Linked DNA regions of Homo sapiens: region 2 is linked to region 1. Evidence: chromatin contacts called from ENCODE Hi-C or POLR2A ChIA-PET data. All regions are on one chromosome and are shown on one strand. The core of a region is the stretch at or near the end of the contact, and the rest is flanking DNA. Distances in the headings are between cores, read along the strand shown.

Region 1 (5,657 bases), core at 397-2,896:
ATCCTATCGGCACCTCTACCCAAGAGTGGGTGGAGCAAACAAAACAAAATTCAGTTCCTGGGTATTAGCTTAGCACCCAGTCCACAAACCTCCTCTGCCTCTGAGGAGGTGAGAGGCCCTTAAAGCTACGGGCATTCACAAAGAAACAGGAGGAAATGAGGAATTCACTGGAAATTTTTGCCGTCTATGCTAGGAGGAACATCCCAGGTACCCACAGGGACTATCAACAAGTATCCACCCCAAAAAATAGATTCAATAAAACAATAAACTTACAAATATGAACTTGTAACTGTGGTTTACTATTCTTGGGGAAGTCTGTTTTATTTCTTTTCTTTTATTATTTCTTTGAGACAGGGTTTTCCTCTGTTTCCCAGGCTGGAGTGCAGTGGCACAGTCATGGCTCACTGCAGCCTTGACCTTCAGGGCTCAAGCAATCCTCCTGCCTCAGCCTCCCAAGTGCCTGGGACCACAGGTGTGTGCCACCACATCCAGCTAATTTTCAAATTTGTTGTAGAGATGAGGTCTCACTACATTGCCCAGGCTGGTCTTGAACTTCTGGGCTCAAGTGATCCTCCCGCCTCGGCCTCCCGAAGCGCTGGGGTTATAGGTGTAAGCCACCGCACTTGGCCTGTTTTAAATAAGTGTTGTATACTTGTGTGTGCTGGAAAACAGCTATCCAGAAAACACCACGGATAGACAAGCTTCCCCAACCAAATTGTGTTCCCAGTTCATGCGTTATCCACTGACCCTCATTTAAACTTGGTTTTGGCTCCCTGTGTTTTTCATTTCATTGTTAAGGAGGCATACACTAGATCCTTCCTCTTCTTGGGCTCAGTTATCCACAGAGATACAATATTTTAAAGGTTGTCATGTCCTTGCCTGGCTTATCAAGGAAGTAAGGGACAGCCCAAGGGCTTCCCAGGTAAGGAAAAACAACGGTTTTATAAAGCCACGGCTGGTGACAGTGCAAAAGGAAAGGCTGCTTCCATTGTATCTGGTCATTGGGTTTGCTGTGTGCCTATCAGGTTTATAAAACAAACTGCAGCAGTGAGAGGCTGTGAGTGAGCTCTCTTCCTTCCCCTATTAACTATCTATGCAGTAAGAAGGCCTGATGCACCCATTTAGCTGGGAATAGCTGCCAGAACTTTAAGGCTGATGCCTGGGAGAGAGTCAGTGGGCGGCACCGGGCTGGCTTTCTGAATTCAATCAGAGGTGGCCAGCCCCCTCTAACCATGATCCAAATGTACATGCCAGATGAGGAGCCGTCGTGGTTGAACAGGGAATGTTTCATGCAAATCATGGGTTTGGAGCAGGATTTTGTGGAGGGAGCATCCTTGAGAAAAATGTTGGGATGGCTACGGACTGGCGGGCTATTAGTCACAGAGCCACCACCTCCTCCATGAACGATGAAAGTTCTTACCACCCTGGATGCACAGATCAGCAGTTAATAATGAGGTCTCAGCATGGAGGAGACACATTCTTTCACACACATGCACACACACACATATGCACACCTGCACACACATACATACATACATACAAGCATGCACAAGAAGTCTTAGAGCCCCATCTCCTTTTGGCTGGGATTTTGCATCCTGAGAATCTTGGGTGTTACCCATGGGAACAAGCTCCTCCGAAGCCACACATGGTTGAAACTCCTCTCCCAGTGACAACGACGTCACGTCTCCCAGGCACTGGCTCCCTTGGGAATGTGTGAGTTGCTCCCCTGGGGCAAAGAGCAGCTGCTCGGGGTGACTCATAAATTGTGCTCTCAGCCCTGTCACCCACTGTGCCTCCCGTCCATTACTCAGCCTTCTCCCTGCGCTTGTTCCTATGGCTGCCCCTCAACCCAGCTCACCGCTGCTCCCAGCTCGCTCGGCACTCTGCAAGGATTGGCATTTGCTTCGGGCAGACTCTTCTCTGTCCCTGCCTTCTCTCCTCCATGAGACCCAAGGCAACACAATTTGCCCTTTGAGGAGTTGGGAGTGGGAGCAGAGATCGGGGTGACAGGGGACAGAGAGATAAAGGCAAGAAAAGAATGTTCCCTTCGTTGAAAAACAGTTCAGCTCCAGGGTCACCTCTTTGAAATCATCAGTGACACCTCACTCTGCGTACTCCCCTCAAACACAGCCCCTAGGCATTGCTTCTTCTAGGATCTGGGATTTTTGACACTGAAGGGTCCTGGCTGCCTTAAATCCTTTCTAGAAGAAAGTGGAATGAGGCAGAGTATAAACAGACAAATACACCCAACAGGTGAAATAAAACTTGAGCTTCTTAAGCAATGCTCTGTTTCTACAGGCAGCTCCCACTTGTGGAAAGGCAGAGGGATGAGGAGGGTGGACATGAGTCAAGCCTCCCCCTTCCACTCCCCACTGTCAACCCCCACCCTGACCCATTCAACAGCCTAGGGAGTTCCCTGCTTAAGGGAATCTTAGAACACACACCCTCTGCAAATACCTACAGCCTGTGTACTGAAACTTAGAGATTACTTCTGAAAAAGTGACATCATCAACAGTACAGGATTCTCAAAAACTCAGTCCCTGTTTCCTTTTTACTTCTGTTATTTTAAAATACCAAAGATACTTGCATTTTCTTCTTTTCCAACTGTTAGTGAACTCTATTCCAATCAGCATTAAGCCCAGCAATTTTTGTACTAGGTACCTACTCCTACACTCCCTGTTTAATAATCAGTCATCTAGAATAGGGACTGGCAAGCTTTTTCTGTAAAGGACCACAGAGTAAACATTTTCAACTTTGTGGGCCATGACATCTCCATCGGAGCTACTCAACTCTGCCATTGTAGCATGAAGCACCCATAGACAATAAGCAAATGAACAGGTATAGCTGAGTCTCAATAAAACTTTATTCATAGACTTGGAAATTTACATTTCATATAATTTTCACATGTCACAAAATATTCCTTTTTTTGATTTTAACTTTTAATGTGGAAAGGATTCTTAGCTCACGAGCTGTACAAAAACAGGTGGCAGGCCGGTCTTGGCCCACAGACTGTAGTTAGCCAACTCCTGGTCTAGAATCAAATATTTAAATGGAAACCCTGAGAGAGCTCTTTCTTTTGAAAAGAATATGATAATCGTGATAATAGCTCCCATGTATTGAGCACTTGTTCCATGAAAGAACTTGACATGGAAAAACGGCTTTTCATCCTCATATTAACATATGAGACAGGTAAATATTTTCTCTGTGTTTTGTGGAGGTAGTCACTGAAACTGATGAGAAGAAAATTAACTCACCAGGTTCACTGCAGCAAGGATTGGAACCTGAAGTGCAATTCCAGACAGAGATACGGGATGCACGGGTTCAGCATCCTTAAAAACACAGATTCCTGTATGTTAAGGAGGTGATGAGAAGGAGGTGTCTGGGGAGCCACCCCATGGGATTTATATCACTTGTTCAGAAAAACCTTCCATCAAGGCTACCATGAAGGAGTAGTCTTCCTGCCCAACTCCTAAACATTTCGCTCAAGTGAAACACAGCTCAGATGGACTCCAAGAACCCTTTAGAACTGGGGAGAGGGAGGAGAGTGGATGCATTTGACAAATGGTTAAGGGCCACCTTGTACTGGGGGTCATAGAAGGTACTGAACGGTGATTGAGAAGCCAACTGCAGGGATGTGAGCCTTGGCTCATTATTTTTGGCTCTGGCAGATGCCTGGGCCCCCTGCCCCTGTGAGTACTACCCCAGGATGCCCAGAAGCAGGGTTCTGTCTCCACGTACTACCCCCAACAGGAGGTCTCTGCGTCCAGCAGCCTCCGCTTCCAAATATTCCCCATTTCTGCTCTTCCTCTAGGCCCAGCCCTCCCCACTGTCAGCCTCCAAGGTCCAGGCTGGAGGCAAAATGTCCCAGAGCTGAGTCTGCTGCCACCCAGAGAGAATTCTATTCAAAATGAGGGCCCTGGGAAAGAGTTGGGTGGCTGCTTTCAGTTCCTCTTAGGCCCGATGCCTGATTTCTTTTCCATTCTGGGCACCAAGGCTCATCTGGACAGAAGAGCACACTCCTTGGCTGCCTCTGGGCCCACCACACCCGGTGGAAAGGCACGGATCCTGGATATAAACCGACCAAAGCAAGACAAGGCCGTCTGCTGGAGCCGCCCTCCGCCCTCCAGACACGCACACTGGTTTCCTAATCCTTGGGATTTCAGGAAAAGGAGGCCCGACCCGCCACGGCACTGAGAGGGAGGGAGAGAGGGAGAGAGAGAGAGGGAGAGGGAGAGGGAGAGAGAGGGAGGGAGAGAGAGAGAGAGAGAGAGAGACCAGGCGGGAGGCAAGCTTCTCATTATGTAAAACACTTGGCTCATTCCTCTTTCTCTGCATCCTGCTAGCGATTTTGTATCCGGTTTGGGAATTCCAGGAACATCTGCAATTGTCTTTTGCCCAACCACACATGTGCAAGCTGTAGGGCTCAGTCATGTTCCTACCTGCGGTGCCCTGTCATTAGCCCTGAACTGTGTGTGCTTTCTCTCCTCAGCAGCAAAACATATAAAACCCTGGCCGGCGACCACACCTGCAGGACTCCACCTCCCCGCCTCCTCCCACTGAGACCAAAGGCAGAGAGACCAAGTCACCTTTCCGACAGTGAGAAATGCCAGGGCGAACAGGGCTTGTCTGAACAGTCCAAGTCCTCTAACTAAACAGACAGTACATTTTTAACACAGCGTTCTCCCCTACCTCTCCCTGTTTGTGTGGGAAGGCCTGGGGAGGCCGGGTGGAAAAGGGTAGGTGCAATTCAATTCAAGACTCTCAGAAGGGGTGCTTGCTTGCTTTGGTTCTACTTCAGCCAGCACTGATGACCTCCACCCAGATCAGAAAGGAACTCTTTGGACTATGAGTCTCCAAAGTGCAAGAAACATTGACCTCAGAAGCCAGCGACCACCTCTTCTTGCCACTCTGGGTGTGGCAAGATGGTATAAAAAATAATGCCTACTATTGCTGTCTTCCGAACTAAAATAAGCAATGCATAGAATGCATTTGAAGACTGAATGGTACACAGTGTGCAGTCAACCAGTTTGTTATGAATATTCATGATTATGATCAGTCCTCATCCTCTTTGTAAAACTCTTTCCCTCCTCCCCTTTTGCGCCATGCTGCACACTCCTGGCTTCCTTCCCCAGTCCCACTGTGCTTCCCATGTCCCCTGATCCCCACTGGCCTCCACGCACCTAAACACTGCAGTGTTCTCCAGGAATCCATCTCTCCTTAGTCTCCCAGCTCTCCCACTATGGACCCATCCCATGACTCCATCTTTTGCTGGGTGTGGATACACACCCCCAGTCCCTTGGCACAAAGATTTTGGCCAACCCTGGGTCCAGCTCCACCCTTTGCTCCTACCTGTCTTGCAGCACTGCTGACACTGTCCTGTAATTTCTTCATATGCTTATCTCACACATGTCTGATCAGCAAGACTCCATGCCTGCATTTATCCCCACAACCTGGTATTATGTGATGTGCAGTAGGAACCCGGTCACCACTGTTTAAATAAACAAAGCACCACCCCTGGCCTCTCCGCCTCACCTCAAATCCCCATCTCTAGAGGTCAAGTAGACGTTTTCCCAAGCAAAAGACTCAGGCGATTCCAGGAACTCACCAGAACCCCTCCTGTGTCCTCCATCTCAGCTTATTCACTGCACCCAGATCTT
Region 2 (5,831 bases), core at 2,267-4,766, 820 kb after region 1:
GGAGATGCTCTGGACCCGCTGGGGCAGGTGGCGGGGCTGGTGCCAGGACATCATCGGGCCAGAAGGCTTTGGGTCCCATCCCATTTTGGAAAATGGTGACTGAGATCTGAATTTAAATGACCAAATTATTACCCAGAAGTAGTTCCTGGTTCCTTTAGACAGAAAGGGCCCACAGAACATCTTTAAAGCAAGAAGTGCCCTGCGGGGCCCTAGGTTTCTCAGGTGAACCTCAGAGACCAACGGGGAAAGAGTAAGGACCCCCCAAATCCAACCCCACCCAGGGAAGCTCTGGCTCAGCCTCCATAGAGGTTCAAAGTATGACCTCATATGAGGCCAGGTGTGGTGGCTTGCGTCAGTAATCCCAGAGTTTTGGGAGGAGGCCAAGGTGGGAGGATTGCTTGAAGCTAGGATTTTGAGACCAGCCTGGGCAACATAAGACCTCATCTCATAAATAAATATATAAATGAATAATCAATCAATTATAAAAGGCTGGGTGCAGTGGCTCGCACCTGTAATCCCAGCATTTTGGGAGGCCGAGGTGGGCGGATCACCTGGTCAGGAGTTTGAGATCAGCCTGGCCAACATGATGAAACCCCGTCTCTACTAAAAATACAAACAAAAATTAGCCGGGTGTGGTGGCGTGCACCTGTAATCCCAGCTACCCAGGAGGCTGAGGCAGGAGAATTGCTTGAACCCGGGAGGTGGAGGCTGCAGTGAGCCAAGATTGCACCACTGCACTCCAGCCTGGGCAACAGAGCGAGACTCCGTTCTCGGAAAAGAAAAAAAAAAATCAATTAAAAAAAATAGCATGACCTCATTGCAAACAAAGCTTCTGGTAAAAAGTTGAAAACAACTGAGCTACTGCCTAATTTTAAAGATGGAGAAACTGAAGCCAATTGGAGCGAGAAAATAACTGGCCCAAGGCTACCCAGCAAATCTTTTTTAAAAAATTTATTTATTGGCTGGCTGCGGTGGCTCATGGCTGTAATCCCAGCCCTTTGGGAGGCCGAGGTGTGTGGATCATGAGGTCAGGCGTTCGAGACCAGCCTGGCCAAGATAGTGAAACCCCGTCTCTACTAAAATTACAAAAAATTAGCTGGGCCTGGTGGTGGGCGCCTATAATCCCAGCTACTCGGGAGGCTGAGGCAGGAGAATTGCTTGAACCTGGGAGGCGGAGGTTACAGTGAGCTGAGATCGTGACACTGCACTCCAGCCCAGGCGACAGTGCGAGATTCCATCTCAAAAAAAAAAAATTATTTTTTGGTAGACATGTTGTCTCGCTGTTACCCAAGTTGATCTCAAACTCTTGGTCTCAAGGGATCCTCCTGCCTCAGCCTCCCAAAGTGCTAGGATTACAGGTGTGAGCCACGGCGCCTGGCTCCCAGCAAATCTTAACAGAGCTCTGTGGCCTGGCTGGTTCTGCGTGTTCATCTCATCCTTGTCTCCTGGGTCCACTGAACCCCCAGCCAGAAGGTATGCTCCTTAAAGCTGTGAATCAAGCCAGGTCCCCGGGTCTTCTTGAATGCTCAGAGCTTTTCCATCAATGGTCAAGAAACAGATTCTGGGGCTCGGGGCGGCTGGTTTCTCTGGGCCCCTAGGGAGTCCCTGGTTAGTCGGTGTAGGTACAGTCATTTCTCTCTCTTGGGAGGTTGCACTGTGTCTGGGAGGCACAGCCCCTTCTCATCTGCCTGGTCCTCGCCTGAACAGTACCTTCCTCTCCCCAGTCATCCCTGAGCTAGACTGTAGCCCCTAGGGACCCGTCTCCCAATGGGCCCCAGCTCTCCTCCCTCTCTCTTCTTCCCTTGGGGCAGCCAGAAGTCCCCGCTCATAACTCCCACACGAATGAGCCTGTCTAGGGACAGAGGGAGGGACCTGAGTGACATTTTAATTATGCCTCTAATTGCTTTCCAGGGAGATGAGTGGGGAACTCACATTTCTCTGTGGGTGCTCAGGGGAGAGTGCAGGGTTTCCACCAGGAACTCAGCCACATTGAGATCCCCAAGATTTCCCCAGATTTCCTGAGAGCAAGCGGGGGCTTCAACAAGCAGTGAGCCAGCCCTACGCAGACCAGGGCTCCCTTCTGAAGCTGTCCAGAAAGAGGGGAACATGATTCAAGGGAAGGAGGTGGTAGGGCAGGGGCAGGGCAGTGGGTTCAGGGGCCACTAGACCCTCACCCCCTGACTTTATATCCCGAGGTTTTGATGTGCCCAGGAGTGGTGGGGTGAGAAGGGCAGGAGTTTTGAATGAATTCTGGGCATTAGAGAAGGCGGCCTCGAGGCTTATCTGATCATCTTTCTCCATCTGGAAAATGGGGATGTGGAGCTTCTATCTCCCTGAGAAGTGAGGTTGAACTGAGGACCTGCCACTTGTAAGCTGATTTTCCAGGCTTAACGGTAAAAGGGGAAAGAGGAGGTGGTAGCCCCGCTCCCAGCATCATGCAGAAACTGCCTTCAGGGCCAGCCACTTTCTGGTGGTGACAGTTCCGTGCACCAGGACACCAGGGGGCTGGGGAGAACACAGTCACTCTCATCCTAATCACAACTGTATAAAAAGCCCATGTCGACCGGCACGGTGGCTCACACCTGTAATCCCAGCATTTTGGGAAGCCAAGGTGGGCGGATCACTTGAGGTCAGGAGTTGGAGACCAACCTGGCCAACATGGTGAAACCCAGTATCTACTAAAAATACAAAAATTAGCTGGGTGTAGTGGCGCACGCCTGTAATCCTAGCTAGTTGGGAGGCTGAGGCAGGAGAATCGCTTGCACCTAGGAAGCGGAGGTTGCAGTGAGCTGAGATCACACCCCTGCACTCCAACCTGGGCGACAGAGTGAGACTCCATCTCAAAAAAAACAAAACAACAACAACAAAAAAAAAAAACAAAAAAAAACAAAAAACCAACCCCCTCCCCCACAAAAAGCCCATGTCACTGTTTCTGTGCCTCAACCCTCTAAGAGTGGCAGGATACCCATTTTACAGAGCAGGAGAGGGAGGCACAGAACAGCTAAGCGACCAAGTGCCAAGGGCTTCCAAGAGATGGCAGTTAGGGACACCTGAGTCCCCAGACTCTGAAGGGGCCTGCCCAGGCAGACAGCATCGCAGGAAGGGCGGGTCCTCACGGACAGAGAGACAGAAGCCACCTCAGGCCCCCCTGGACAGCTCTAGGACCTGGGTCCAGACCCCACCCCCATCCTGAAATAGCCCTCCCAAAAAGCAGAGACAGACACCAGGCGTGCTTTAGGGCTTTTTTTTTAATGTTTCCTCACTGTTTTGACAATATCATGAAAAAAATCAGTTTAGAATCTGGAATTGGCCTGGACGGGATTCGAGGGCAGCTGGCGGGGGCTGCATAGCCCCTGAGGTTCCTCCCCCACCATGGGACCTAAGCTATTGGAAACAGGAGCACCAACAGGGCACCGAACCTGGAACTAAGTTAGTGTCTAGAGTCAGGCAAGAGAGGAGAGTCAGGCAAGAGAGGAGGGGCCGGGCCACAGTCGCCATGGGGACGCCCCTGGCTGTGGTTGGTTCTGTGTCTCCCCCTCCCCTCACTGGCTACATGGAGACAGGGAGGTGGGTCAGGCTGTTCCCAGGACAGAAAAATAACCGGCAGTCAACCTCAGGGCTCATACCCGAGCTTCTGCTCAATCCCCTCGGGGACAGTTACAGGACTCAGAGAGAAACGTGAATTTCAGAAAAACAAATCATTTTTCACATAAGTGTTCCAAATATTGCGTGGGGCATATTAATGCTAGAAAATTATCTTTTGTTTACCTGAAATTTGCGTTTAACTCAGCACTCTGTTTTGGTTTTGCTAAATCTGGCCAACCCTGGCCTCAAAAGTCGGTGGGGGGAGGCCTGAGAAAAGAAAGGGAAGTAGTCAGTACTGAGGGTATTGAGGGGAGGGAGGGAATAACTCAGCCAAAAAGAAAAAAAAGGCTTTCCCCCCATAGGAATGATATATTATTTAAAAAAAAAATCGTTCTCCAAAAATATTCTGCACTGGCCTTCCTCAGTTGTTAATAGCTATGGGAGGTGCGTAGGGAAAACACACACACCAGACACCCACCCCATGTCATTCTAAATAAAGTTGGGAAGCACTAAAGTTGAGCTGGTGTCTTTGCCACGGATGTCCCCAGACTCCAGTCCGCTAATCGCCACCAGACTCCAGTCCGCTAATCGCCACTGTGAATTTTGAAGAGGAGGCTTAGTATAAAGGTTTTCTAAAAGGATTGATTCTCATTCTGAGGCAGACCTATTAACACCATCCTGATATTGCTCTATAAGGATTTAAACACAATAATAAAGAACAAACAAGCCCCTAGGGACTGAGCGAGTGCCCTAGCCCTGTTCCTAGTGTCATCCTGGAAGGGTCCCTTCTTGCAATTCACGAAGCCTGGGGGGCTTTCCTTCCATTCTCCATCCTGTTCTCTTCCCCTGGAAAGGGCTGCGTTTAGTGCACATGCTCGCAGCTGGCCCCCCGTCCAGCTCAGCTCCAAGGGGCTCCAGATTTCCAGGGCAGGAGCTGGGGTGGGGCAGGGAGGGGCTGAGAGGCAAGACCGTCTCCCTCCTGCTGCAGCTGCTTCCCCAGCAGCCACTGCTGGGCACAGCAGAAACGCCAGCAGAGAAAATGGGAGCCGAGAGTCCTTAGCCCTGGAGCTGAGGCTGCCTCTGGGCTGACCCGCTGGCTGTACGTGGCCAGAACTGGGGTTGGCATCTGGCATCCATTTGAGGCCAGGGTGGAGGAAAGGGAGGCCAACAGAGGAAAACCTATTCCTGCTGTGACAACACAGCCCTTGTCCCACGCAGCCTAAGTGCAGGGAGCATGATGAAGTCAGGCAGCCAGTCGGCACCCATGCCAGCCCCCTACGTCCTCCGAAGACCCGAGGGCCAGGCCAGTGTCCCTCATCTACAAGGTCCAGGGTCCATGGTCTGAATCAAGGGTCCTGGCTGCCCCTGCGCCGTAGGGTCAAAGGTCATAGTGGGGTGGGGGCAGGGAGAAGATGCAGCCAAGAGCTCCCGGTGGCCACCCACTGTCCGCCTCACACACGGATTTCATCCTCCTCCTCCTCATCCATGAAGGAGAACTCCTTGTCTGGCTGTCTTGAGACAGCAGCCCGGGCCCTGTCCGGCCCCCGGAAGGCAGGGCTGCGCTCCTCCAGGATGCCTGAGGTGCAGCTGGAGAGGGAGCTGCTGTCCCGTGTGGTGTGGCTGCCCATGCTGCGGGCTGAGCCGGGGCTGGGGGCCGCTGCTGCCCACCCCTCATCCTCCAGAGCATGGGAGGGGAGGGAGGGCAAGTCTGGGCCAGCCTTGCCTTCCTGCCTTGCCAGGGGAGGGGCCGCCACGGCGTACGGGGGAGCCTGGGTGATGGTGCCAGCGGCGCCCTCATCGCCATGGTAACCACCCTCCCCCTCCTCGGGGTCCCACTCCTCCTTGTCCATGATGCTGAGGACGTCACCCAGCATGGAGGGCCCCAGGTCGATGTGGAAGGACATGATGGACTCCGCATGCTTCAGCCCGTACGTGGCCTTGGGCACGACAGGCAGATCTGTCAGATCCCCAAAGGCCTGCTCATCGAGGAGGGGGTCAGGGGAATGTGGACCCGCGGCCCCATTCCGACGGGGCACTGCCTCCTCCGTGCCCGCCTCCTCATCGCCGCCCTCCCCGTCATTGGCCTTCTTCACGGGGCTGGATGACAGGCTCTTGGGCAGCTTACTGGTGCCCTTCTCCGCGGCCTCCTTCTCATTGAGCTGGGGCAGGGACATGGCATTCTTGACAAACAGGGCCGAGTCCCGCAGGGAGCCCAGCATGTCACGCTGCTCCCGCTCCCCCCTGGT

What was found. Hi-C counts contacts between places; a loop is a spot of excess contacts on that map. ChIA-PET counts read pairs that join two places held with the same protein, here RNA polymerase II (POLR2A). Pooled maps may share reads with other maps.
Region 2: a pooled map shows a loop between it and region 1 (6-fold over the local background). The contact joins two enhancer-like sites. A Hi-C loop is called at or near these places in 2 of 50 pooled maps. POLR2A ChIA-PET finds 5 or more read pairs at or near these places in 3 of 52 experiments (GM12878, PC-3 and activated T-cell).

Annotation. Positions count from the first base shown.
Region 1 is chr17:72,463,970-72,469,626 of GRCh38, forward strand. The region is part of intron 1 of LINC00673 (long intergenic non-protein coding RNA 673); the gene reads right to left. Among named protein-coding and RNA genes, the nearest start is that of LINC02003, 120 kb to the left of the region's middle. RefSeq lists enhancers at 1,530-1,739, 4,126-4,803. Within about 2 kb of position 1,647, at least 12 of the 41 ENCODE cell types and tissues checked have a DNase peak (open chromatin) inside an H3K27ac peak, as active enhancers do; they include GM12878, where a contact is called at or near this core.
Region 2 is chr17:73,280,394-73,286,224 of GRCh38, forward strand. It overlaps CDC42EP4 (CDC42 effector protein 4), which reads right to left. Exons shown (of 2, transcript NM_012121.5): 2 at 3,231-5,831. The coding sequence ends at 5,037. Among named protein-coding and RNA genes, the nearest start is that of CPSF4L, 21 kb to the left of the region's middle. RefSeq lists enhancers at 1,372-1,501, 4,354-4,910, 5,466-5,831. Within about 2 kb of position 3,517, at least 10 of the 41 ENCODE cell types and tissues checked have a DNase peak (open chromatin) inside an H3K27ac peak, as active enhancers do; they include GM12878, where a contact is called at or near this core.